Regions from separate parts of the Homo sapiens genome. Here region 2 is linked to region 1. A link is an interaction called in ENCODE POLR2A ChIA-PET data of the cell type or tissue named here. Cell type or tissue: Caco-2. All regions are shown on one strand.

What was found. Peaks named below come from ENCODE experiments on the same cell type or tissue, not always from the same donor. Only the 100,000 strongest peaks of a DNase experiment are listed, where the experiment ranks them.
Region 2: POLR2A ChIA-PET joins it to region 1 with 17 read pairs; 2 of 35 experiments call an interaction of 5 or more read pairs at or near these places.

The regions. Positions count from the first base shown.
Region 1 is chr16:69,330,355-69,335,354 of GRCh38, forward strand. It overlaps COG8 (component of oligomeric golgi complex 8), which reads right to left. Exons shown (of 6, transcript NM_032382.5): 3 at 4,167-4,994; 4 at 2,360-2,528; 5 at 459-741. The coding sequence ends at 485. PDF (peptide deformylase, mitochondrial) reads right to left here and starts at 234. Exons shown (of 2, transcript NM_022341.2): 1 at 1-234. The coding sequence starts at 216. RefSeq lists enhancers at 1-247, 896-1,543 and silencers at 1-251, 282-671. In Caco-2, no CTCF peak of the experiment used is centred here; a DNase peak (open chromatin) is centred at 347; H3K4me3 peaks cover 1,070 bases.
Region 2 is chr16:70,396,569-70,401,568 of GRCh38, forward strand. It overlaps ST3GAL2 (ST3 beta-galactoside alpha-2,3-sialyltransferase 2), which reads right to left. Exons shown (of 7, transcript NM_006927.4): 2 at 1,624-2,965. The coding sequence starts at 1,962. Among named protein-coding and RNA genes, the nearest start is that of ST3GAL2, 40 kb to the right of the region's middle. In Caco-2, no CTCF peak of the experiment used is centred here; a DNase peak (open chromatin) is centred at 193.

The DNA.
Region 1 (5,000 bases):
GTCCCCGACTTGGCACACGTGCGAGAACGGCGGTTCGGGAGGACCCAGCACCAGACGCCTCAGGTGGCGCCAATAGGAGCGCCGCAGCGCCGGGCCCTCGACGCCGTCCGGGGCGGCCGTGGAGCTGCAAGCCCGGACACCGACGGCTGCCGCCCCGCCCCACGGCACGGCCGCCCACAGTGGCCAAAGACTCAGCGCGCCCCACAGCCGGGCCATGGCGGCCCCCTTAACAGTGACCCGGCCCGCCCCTTCCGGCCGCAGCGCGGGGCACGCCGGGAAGCGCCGTCGGCCAGCACACAGCGAAGCCGCGACTGGATCCCCGCCTTCCTGCTTAGACTGGCAGTGAGCACCGCCCCCTTCCGCTCTCCTCCCGGGAGCGCCTTCCCGCCTCCCGAACCCGCCCCGGACCTTCCAGGGCGAGGCAGTCCTGGCCACCCCGCGCCGGGAACCTCACGCACCGCGTTCTGGAGGCAGGGGACGCCGGCTAGGGCCCCACGCTGGGCGGTTCGGCCTGCGTCTCCGCTCGCCCTCCCTCCGGGCAGGCTGGGCCCGCGGGCTCCAGGCGTGGCTCCTCGGCGGGAGGCTCTGGTGCTGGAGCTGTGAGCTCGGGCCCCAGCGCCTGGTCATCCAGGGTGAAAAGCGTCTCTCTCTTTGGCAGGATAAAGGCGAGGGGCTCCTGAATGGCGCCGATGTTCACATGCCCTAGGTTACCGTACTTGGAGAGCTGAGTGGGAGGAATGCCTAACCCAGACGTGGGGAAAGCAAAATGGAAAACAGTTACTAATAAAACTCAATATAGAAATTTAAGGGAGGCCGGGCGCGGTGGCTCACGCCTGTAATCCCAGCACTTTGGGAGGCCGGGGAGGGGGGGGCGGATCACCTGAGGTCAGGAATTCGAGACCAGCCTGACCCACACGGAGAAATCCCATCTCTCTTAAAAATACAACATTAGCCGGGCTTGGTGGCGCAGGCCTGTAATCCCAGCTACTTGGGAAGGCTAAGGCAGGAGAATCGCTTGAACCTAGGAGGTGGAGATTGCAGTTAGCCGAGATCGCGCCATTGCACTCCAGCCTGGGCCACAAGAGCAAAACTCCGTCTCAAAAAAAAAAAAAAAAAAAAAAAAGGAAATTTAAGGGAAAAAAAACGAGCCATTACTATTTTTTTTTTTGAGACAGTCTCGCTCTGTCGCCCAGGCTGGAGTGCAGTGGCGTGATTGCTGCTCACTGCAACCTCTGCCTCCCAGGTTCAAACAGTTCTCATGCCTCAGCCTCCGTGGTAGCTGGGATTACAGGCGCCCGCCACCATGCCAGGCTAATTTTTGTATTTTTAGTAGAGACGGAGTTACTATGTTGGCCAGGCTGGTCTCAAACTCCCAACCTCAGGTGATCCATCCGCCTCGGCCTCCCAAAGTGCTGGGATTACAGGCATGAGCCACTGCGCCCAGCCATCAATTACTATGTTTTAATACAGCAAAAACCACCTTTGTTACAGGGAATGGGAAGCTATACTGTGAAGCAGAACGTAACGGAACAGCAGTGTAGGGTGCCTGCAGCAGGAACCCAGACCTCAGGCAGCACCAGGGAAAAAGCAGAGGGCAGCCAGGCTTTGCACGTGTGATGCACTGACCCATTGCCCTTTGGGAAGCTGTGCCTCAACCAAGCCCCTCTCCTACCACAAAGGGACAAGGACGTGAAAGTGAATTGGAAAAAAGACTTTAGGACGGGCGTGGTGGCTCACGCCTGTAATCCGAGCACTTTGGGAGGCCGAGGTGGGCGGATCACAGGTCAAGAGATAGAGACCATCCTGGCCAACATGGTGAAACCCCGTCTCTACTAAAACACAAAAATTAGCTGGGCGTGGTGGTGCGAGTCTGTAGTCCCAGCTACTCGGGAGGCTGAGGCAGGAGAATTGCTTGAACCCGGGAGGTGGAGGTTGCAGTGAGCCAAGACTGTGCCACTGCACTCCAGCCTGGCAACACAGCGAGACTCCGCCTCAAAAAAAAAAAAGACTGTAAAAACCATTTCTCTAGATATTTCACATAAATGGAATCATACGTATGTAGTTCTTTTGTGACTGGCTTCTTCCGCTTAGCCAGATACAGCCACATAATGTATGATTCCATTTTTATGAAATGTCCAGAAGAGGCAAATCTATGGCAACAGAAAGTAGGTTGCCAGGGACTAAGGATGCTGTCGAGGAATGACTACAAACGTGCATGAAGGATCTTTTTGGAGTGATGGAAATATTCTAAAATTGGATTCATATTTACTAAAAAACACTGACTTACACAAATGGATGAATTATTTAGTATGTGAATTACACATCAGTAAGGCAGTTTACAGAATTTTCATTCTCTTACCTAAAGTCTGTGCTATCTGAGCTGGTGGAAAAAGGACTTGGAGACAGCGATTTAAATACGGAACAAGGTCTTCCAGGAAGACAGTGCAGAACTGGACAAAGAGCTCTTGCTCCCCGCTGCTGAAGGCAGCCTCTTCAGCGCGATGGAAGGCCAGGATTATTTTAGTTACCTAAGAGACAAGGGCACCGTCAATTACTGGGACAGCCTATCACCACTGGGACAGCAGTGCATGAAACTAGGCAAAAAAATGTATGCCCCTCCAGTTTTCCTGAACAAAGTAATTTAACAGTACATTATTTTACTGTCTCATTTAAACTCAGAATTATGGTCATTGTCCACAATTGTGTCACTTTATTAATGTGAAGTTCAGACCCAACTTGTTACATTACGGGTATAGTTTCCGGTTCCAGTGGAGGAGTGTCATAAAACTATAGAGAGAATACATGGTTTTGGTTTTTTTTTTTTTTTTTTTAGAGACAGGATTTTGCTCTGTCACCTAAGCTGGAGTGTAGCGGCACAATCAGCTCACTGTAGCTTCAAACTCCTGGGCTCAAGGGATACTCCCACCTTAGCCTCCCAAGTAGCTGGGACTACAGGCGTGCACCATCACGTCTGGCTAAGTTTTAAAATTTTTTGTAGAGACAGGGTCTTGCTTTGTTGCCCAGGCTGGTCTGGAGCCCCTGGCTTCAAGAGATCCTCCTACCTCAGCCTCCCAAAGTGTTGGCATTACAGGCGTGAGCCACTGCGCCCGGCCCAATACATGGTTCTTAACTTCCACGGAGGACCAACCAGAACTGTGCTGGATCCAGGAAAATGAAGCAAAACTATACAAGCTTTCTACTAAGCCCCGAGGTTTCAGAAAGCTAGAACCACTGGAAAACTGTAAGAAAACAGCTAGGAAAGAGAAGTTTCAAAACCAACAGAGCAGCCTAGCTGACACTACAGATATGTGGCATAGCGACAGGGTAAGAACACAGACTCTGATGCTGGACTTCCCAAGTTCAAGTGACTCACACCTGTAATCCCACACTTTGAGGGTCTGTAGCAGGAGGATCACTTGAGTCCAGGAGTTTGAGACCAGCCTAGGCAACATAGGGAGACACTATCTCTCTGTAAAATAAAACACTTTTAACAATAAAAATAAAAGAATATGCTAAAGGTAAAGGGTTTTGTAGATGTAATTAAAGTCCCTAATCATCTGACTTAATCAAATGAAGTTTTTAAAAGGAGGTACCTAAAAGAAGAGACTCAAGAGAGTAGCTCTCCTGCTGGCCTTGAGGAAGCAAACAGCCATGTTGTCAGCTGCCTATGGAGTGGACAGCCTCTAGGAGCTGAGGCTTCAGTTCTGCAATTGCAAAGAACTGACCCCTGCCAACTTGCATGAGTCTGAAATGGAGCCCCAACCTCCAGATGAGGCCATAGTCCAGCCAACACCTTGATGGCAACCCTGTAAGACCCTGAGCAGAGAGGACCCGGTTGTGCTGTGCCTGGACTCCTGACCCACCAAAACTGGAAGGTAATAAATGTGTTGCTGGAAGCTACTAAGTTTGTGGAAATTTGTTATGCAGCACTAGAAAGCTAATACGTGTATTACCGAATTGTTACTATAGGCAAATCACTTCATGGACTGTCCTAGGTCCCATGAAGGGCAACTGGCCAGAGCTTCTCAATCAGGAGAACCTCCAAAACCACACTAGACCTCTCCATGTCAGCAGACACCGTCAAATAGACGGGTTTATTACAAAAATCTGGCCACCCATTACCAGAGAAGGCCCAGGGTAGCAGAAAACCAACAGAATGTGCTCACCTTGGCAAGGGCATCTTCCAAGGCCCCAGTCACATCCTGCGCCAGGGCCACAGGGCAGCAGAGGCGCAGATCATTGAAGGCAACCAGAATATTGTTGAGAAAGCAGGCGAGGGGTGGGAAATCTAGGAGCACCATGGGTGGCTGCAGCGTCCCCGGCTGGGTGGCTGGCACAGCAGCAGGCATGTTACTGGTGCCCAGGATGGCTGGAGCCGAGATGAGCATGTAGGAGTTCATTTCTTCCTGGAATTTCTCCACTGTTTCCTGAATTGCTTTCTGGAAAGTGCTGATGGCCACCCGCTGGAAAACAGGAGCCAACTGACCCCGGAAATCAGCTCCCACCCGGCTGAAGGACAGCCCAAAGTACATGCACTGGCCCAGCAGAGAGTCCAGGTGGCCGCCTATGCCCCGGTAAAGGTCGGTCTCCAGCACCTGCAGGAATTGTGAGACCTTCTGTAGCACCCAGCCATGGAAGATGGCACTCTCATTCACAGTGTGCTCACCCATGGCAGGGGGCAGCAGTGGGTCCTCGTCTGAGAAGATGGCACGGTACTGGGTGATGATATCAAAGAGATGGACACGGGAGGCCTCGATGGTTTTTGTAATATGGAAATAGGGATCATCATTAGGAATGGCAGTCAGGATGGACCGGAGCCAAGCATCTCGGGCCTGAAGAAACTTCACCCTCAACTCAGCCTCAGTGAAGACGTCCATGCGCCGCAGGTAGCCAATGACACGGAGGCAGGCAGGAAGCTGGATGTTGGTCCTCAGTTGCTGGATCAGCTGGCTCAGCATCAGCTGCATGGACTGGCGCACTTCGTTCACGATGCCCTGACA
Region 2 (5,000 bases), 1.1 Mb after region 1:
AAAGACAGTGAGAACCTGTATCAAAAAAAAGCTGTCACAGTAAGAGCCCACGGGGCTCCTAGTGGCCCCAGCTCTGCAGACCCTGGTCCTCGGGCACTCTTGACAGTCTAGGCTGGAAGGCAGGTTCTGTGACATCATTCTGATAAGCCTGATCACATGAGCTCATCCCTTGCAGCTTGGGAGCCTGCAGGGACTCAGTGCTGACATGGCTCCACCCATGACATGTGTGGCAACCAGATGGCCTGCAGAGCCTGGGGAGTGACACTCCAGAGCCTTGGGGCAAGGTAGAAGGAATTAAAAGTAGCAGAAAAGTGATGACTGGAAAGACAGGGAGGACCCCCCCAGCCCCACCCCTTCACCTCCCTTAGCCCCTGAGGGTTCTTTTCATTGCTTGTTTTTTTTTAACTCTAGAATCAGACAACACATTATTTCATAAAATAGATTAAGTAGTCCCTGCACGGCTTTCTTTTCTTTCTTTTTTTTTTTTTTTTGAGACGGAGTCTCACTTTGTTGCCCAGCTGGAGTGCAATGGTGCAATCTCGGCTCACTGCAACCTCCGCCTCCCAGGTTCAAGCGATTCTCCTGCCTCAGCCTCCTGAGTAGCTGGGATTACAGGCACGCACCACCATGCCTGGCTAATTTTTTTTCATTTTTAGTAGAGACGGGGTTTCACCACGTTGGTCAGGCTGGTCTCGAACTCCTGACCTCATGATCCGTCCGCCCTGTGCTCTCAAAGTGCTGAGATTACAGGCGTGAGCCACCATGACCGGCCTTCCCTACAAGGCTTTCTTATCCCAGCCCAGTAAAAAGTCTTCTAGCAGTTGTAAAGAACCAAGAAAGGGGCTCTGTTCTCATGGTATTTACAATTATTTTGGCTGGGCATGGTGGCTCACGCCTGTAATCCCAGCACTTTGGGAAGCTGAGGCGGGCAGATCATCTGAGGTCAGGAGTTTGAGATCAGCCTGGCCAACATGGTGAAACCCCGTCTGTACTAAAAATACAAAAAAATTAGCTGAGAGGGGTGGTGCATGCCTATAATTCCAGCTACTTGGGAGGCTGAGGCAGGAGAATCACTTGAACCTGGGAGGCAGAAGTTACAGTGAGCCATCACTGTGCCACTGCACTCCAGCCTGGGCGACAGAATGAGACTCCATCTCAAAAAACAAACAAACAAATAAAAAACAATTATTTTGAGCCAATGTTCATAAATTAGGATATTTAGTTTTAAAATCTGGATTTCTAGGTTTTCTTAAAAAAAAAACAAAAAACCCAGATCCAGCCTTGTGCAGCAACAACTGCTGGGGCCGAGGGGCGGCTGCCTCCTTCCTCTGGGGCAGGCCCCCCATGGCTGTACTCCTCACTGCCACCTGCTCCCTGTGTCCCTGCTGCCTGCCTGGTCCAGGAGGCATTTCTGGCCTATGCTCGGGTCCTACAGGCACTAGAAAATACTAGCCCCCTCCATCAGGTCAGTGCTTGCTCTGCCCTTCAGTAATCTGTGATCCTATAAATGGCTTGGTCAAACAGGCATTTTGTCAAGGCTCTGGGGGCCAGAAATCCAAGAGGGGGCTCTGAGTGGCTCTAAAACTGGGGGACAGATCCCTGGAAGGGAGCAGCAGCTCTTACCATCCACCACCTCTGGACGTCCGGTGGAAGATCCATGTTCTCTCGGGTCCAGACGGGGGAAATGTTACCGTCAAAGTGGCTGTCAAACCAGTCGGAGGCACCGGCATCGCCCATGCAGCGGCGACAGGCACAGCTCTTGCCCGAGAGCCTCTCCTTGCTGAGGCGCTGCAGGCCGGCATAGCCGGGCACCAGCTTCACCCGGTGCGTCCCATCCAGGGCCCCTGAGTCCAGGTAGGGGAGCGTGGCCATGCTGTGGTGCGAGTAGGTGAAGAGCAGGGACATGATGAACACCAGCAGGAAGGCCACGGAGAGGAACCACACCCGCAGGGAGCACTTCATGGTGCCGGCAGGCGGGTGACGGTCACCGTGGCCACTCTTTTCCCAGCCCGCTGAGGGGCCAGCCACGGCGTAGCCTGCCTATTCTGGCACCACATGCAAAGGGCATAGGGGCACGTGCTGCAGCAGGGGACAGTGGCAGGGGTCCCTTGCCACGCCCTCCCTCATGTAGGGAGAACACACGTTGGCAGGAGTGGCTGTCCTGTCCCTGAGTCAGGCGGGGCCCCTGCTTAGGGCTTCATCGGGTCTCTCCGTCACTAGCTAGGCCACAGAGGCTCTGCCTCTCCTGCCACCCTGGTGAGGGGGAGGTCAGTCCATTGCAGCCCTCTAGTCCCTTGGGATTGCTGGCTGCCAGCTCTAGGGGTCCCCCTCTTTGGCGGCTTGAAATAATCCAGTCTGGAGCAGTCGGGGTCCTTGTGGTTCATGAGCAGACAATGAGGCGGCCCCTCGTTCCCGGCAGCGGGGAAGCCCTAGAACTCCAATCACAACAGAGAGCACAGGGGCTTCAGGGGACTTGGGTTCCATGCAAGTGTTGTCCCACCTCCTGGCCCAAAACCTCTGCCAGAGGAGGGGAGCCAGACCCCAACCCTGAGAGGACAAAAACAGGAAGCTCTGTGAGTGTGGGAAAACTCCGCTGCAGAGATCGAGATCCTTTCCGCAGTAGGTCTTGCCCTTCTGCTTCCCATCTGAGGTGCTGGTCCCTTCTCCTGGTGGCCCCAGCCCCAGCTGCAGTTGCGTAGGGGTCGCAAAGCTCCTACTGTGGCTGTGGGGTCCTCTGGCGCTGGGAACAGCTGCTGTTCAGCGGGGCACTGTGTCCAATACCATCTGGGTCAGGCGAGCTTGTGCTGAGCTCCCTACCAGGGTCCAGGTCTCCTTCCTAATACTCCTGGCCCAGGTTCTGCCCATCCCCACTCCCCCGGGGCCAGCCTATCCTGCTGTGAGCTCACAGTAATCCCCTGGCAGGTTCCCCTTCACATGTCGGGCGCCAGGCTGCCGCAGCACGACCCTAGAATGGCAGAGAGGAGAAATAATGTGCGGATGAATCACACGGGCACCAGGCTTTGTCCCAGCCCCACCCCAAGCCCCAAAGCTAGCAGGAGAGGAGATGCCCACTTAATCAGAGGGTGGACATGACCAAGGGCTCTGCCCTCTAGCTGCACAGATAGCATCACTGTGTGGGACTCCAGGGCCTGGAGGACTAGATTAGCCCAGAGTCTTCACTTCTTAGCCAGAAGGTAAACGAGTCAAGTGATTTTCCCTAAGCCACATGCTTTCAGATTTAGAGAGTTCCTAGCCCAGCTATGTACAGTTAATTTCAGGTGAAAAGTCAGAGAAAACAGCCCAGAGAAGATTCCAGGGGACTATGGACACTGACTGCCCCCCACAGCACTCTCTGGAGCCTGTCAGTGCCTGCAGAGGCCTCTCCCAATCAGAAGGGAGGGCTGGCCGGTCTCTGACCGCCCCTCTTCTCTCGACTGTGGATTATCGATGAGGTATTGCTGGGTCCACTCAATGAACCATGAACAGTCCTGTCAGCTCCGCCGTTGGGGGAGAACCTGGCTGTGTCAGGAGGTGTGGTTGCTGGGCTTGGTCCTGCCCCCGGACAGCCCTGAGGGCAGTTGTCTACATCCATCTGTACATTATGGACAAAGTGAATGCCAGCGTCCCTGGTAGCACTGACAGCCTGAGGCCCCATGCTGCCCTTGCAGGCAAGAACAGGGAGAAAAGGCCACTTGTAGGCAGTTTGGGTCTCAGCCATAAGGAAAGGAGCTCAGATCCATGCCAAGCGTGAGGGAGCCACACCAGGTGAGAGGAACGCTGAGAAGGGAACCCCTGAGCACTGGCTGTGTGCCGTGGGAATCTTGCAAAGCTGGCTGCCTCGCCTCTCCCCAGCTCCCCTCCAAATCTGCCTAGCGGTGCTGCTGACCTAGCCCCTGGGCCTCTCAGTGCAGCCCTGTTCCCTGTCCTTGTTGAAGTCTCCAGCCCACTTTTGGGGTCTCCTGGCTGCTTCCAGCAGCTGCATACAAGGCCTCTCAGGCTCTGTGTTCAAGAAACGTAGCTGCCCCTCCATTTGTGGCCACAAAGCCAGCAGGGAATGGAACGAGCATATTGCAGTAAGGACATTATTCTGGGTGAGAAATGATGTTCACAAAAGTACAAGAACTTACCTAAGGTCACGACGTTGTGAGTGGAGGTGACTTTGGGATAGGCCATGGCACAGAAAGAAGGCTGTGGCCTCCCTGAACTACCCACGGCTCAAGGGTGAGAGGGAAGGAGATGTGGAGTTGGCTTCTCAGGGTCGAAAGTGAAGCCCCGCCCACAGGCCTCATCAGGGCTCCTGGCTCTAATCCACGGAGACCCCAGCAGCACTGGCTCAAAGGTGCTTCTTCCAATGTTCTGCTGTGCCCATTTAGCAGATCCCACTCTAGGCATGGCCTTGGCTGAACAGTCTGTAGATGGGAAGCCAGGTCCTTGTCTCCTCTCATTCTCCCTTTGCCTGCTGCATGCCCAACATCTAAGGACAGAACTCGAGTTCTTTCAGGGTCCCGCTCCCAGCTTCCTGTGACCTGAGGAGAGCCAGTCATGAGGCAGGTGGCCCTGGAAGACAGTGACTTTGCAGCTGATGGGAGCGAGAGGTCCTGCCTGGGGAGACCTGGTTTCTGGCTGGGCAGCCCCGCAGTGGCCACTGAAGGCGGGGGCTGGGCAGAGCTGGCACAGGAGGCTTCCAAAGGAAGCAACTCAATCAGGGAAGTCATTAACTCCTTGGGATTCTAGATCAACGCAGGGGGCACGCGAAGGAACTGCACTGCCTGTTAGGGAGGGGAAAATCCCTGGTTTTGACATGTCTGGAAAGAGCAGAGAAGTAGAGGAAAGAGCAGAGAAGTAGAGCATCTGGCAAAGGCCCTTGCTTTGGGAACCCCAGGTCCAGGTGTTACTGCAAATACAGGATGCTCAGCTTGTTGTGGTGAGGGCAAATGGAGCCATGGGGAGGAGCTAAAAAAAAAATCAAAGGCCCCCAAACATGCACTAAAAATCCCAAA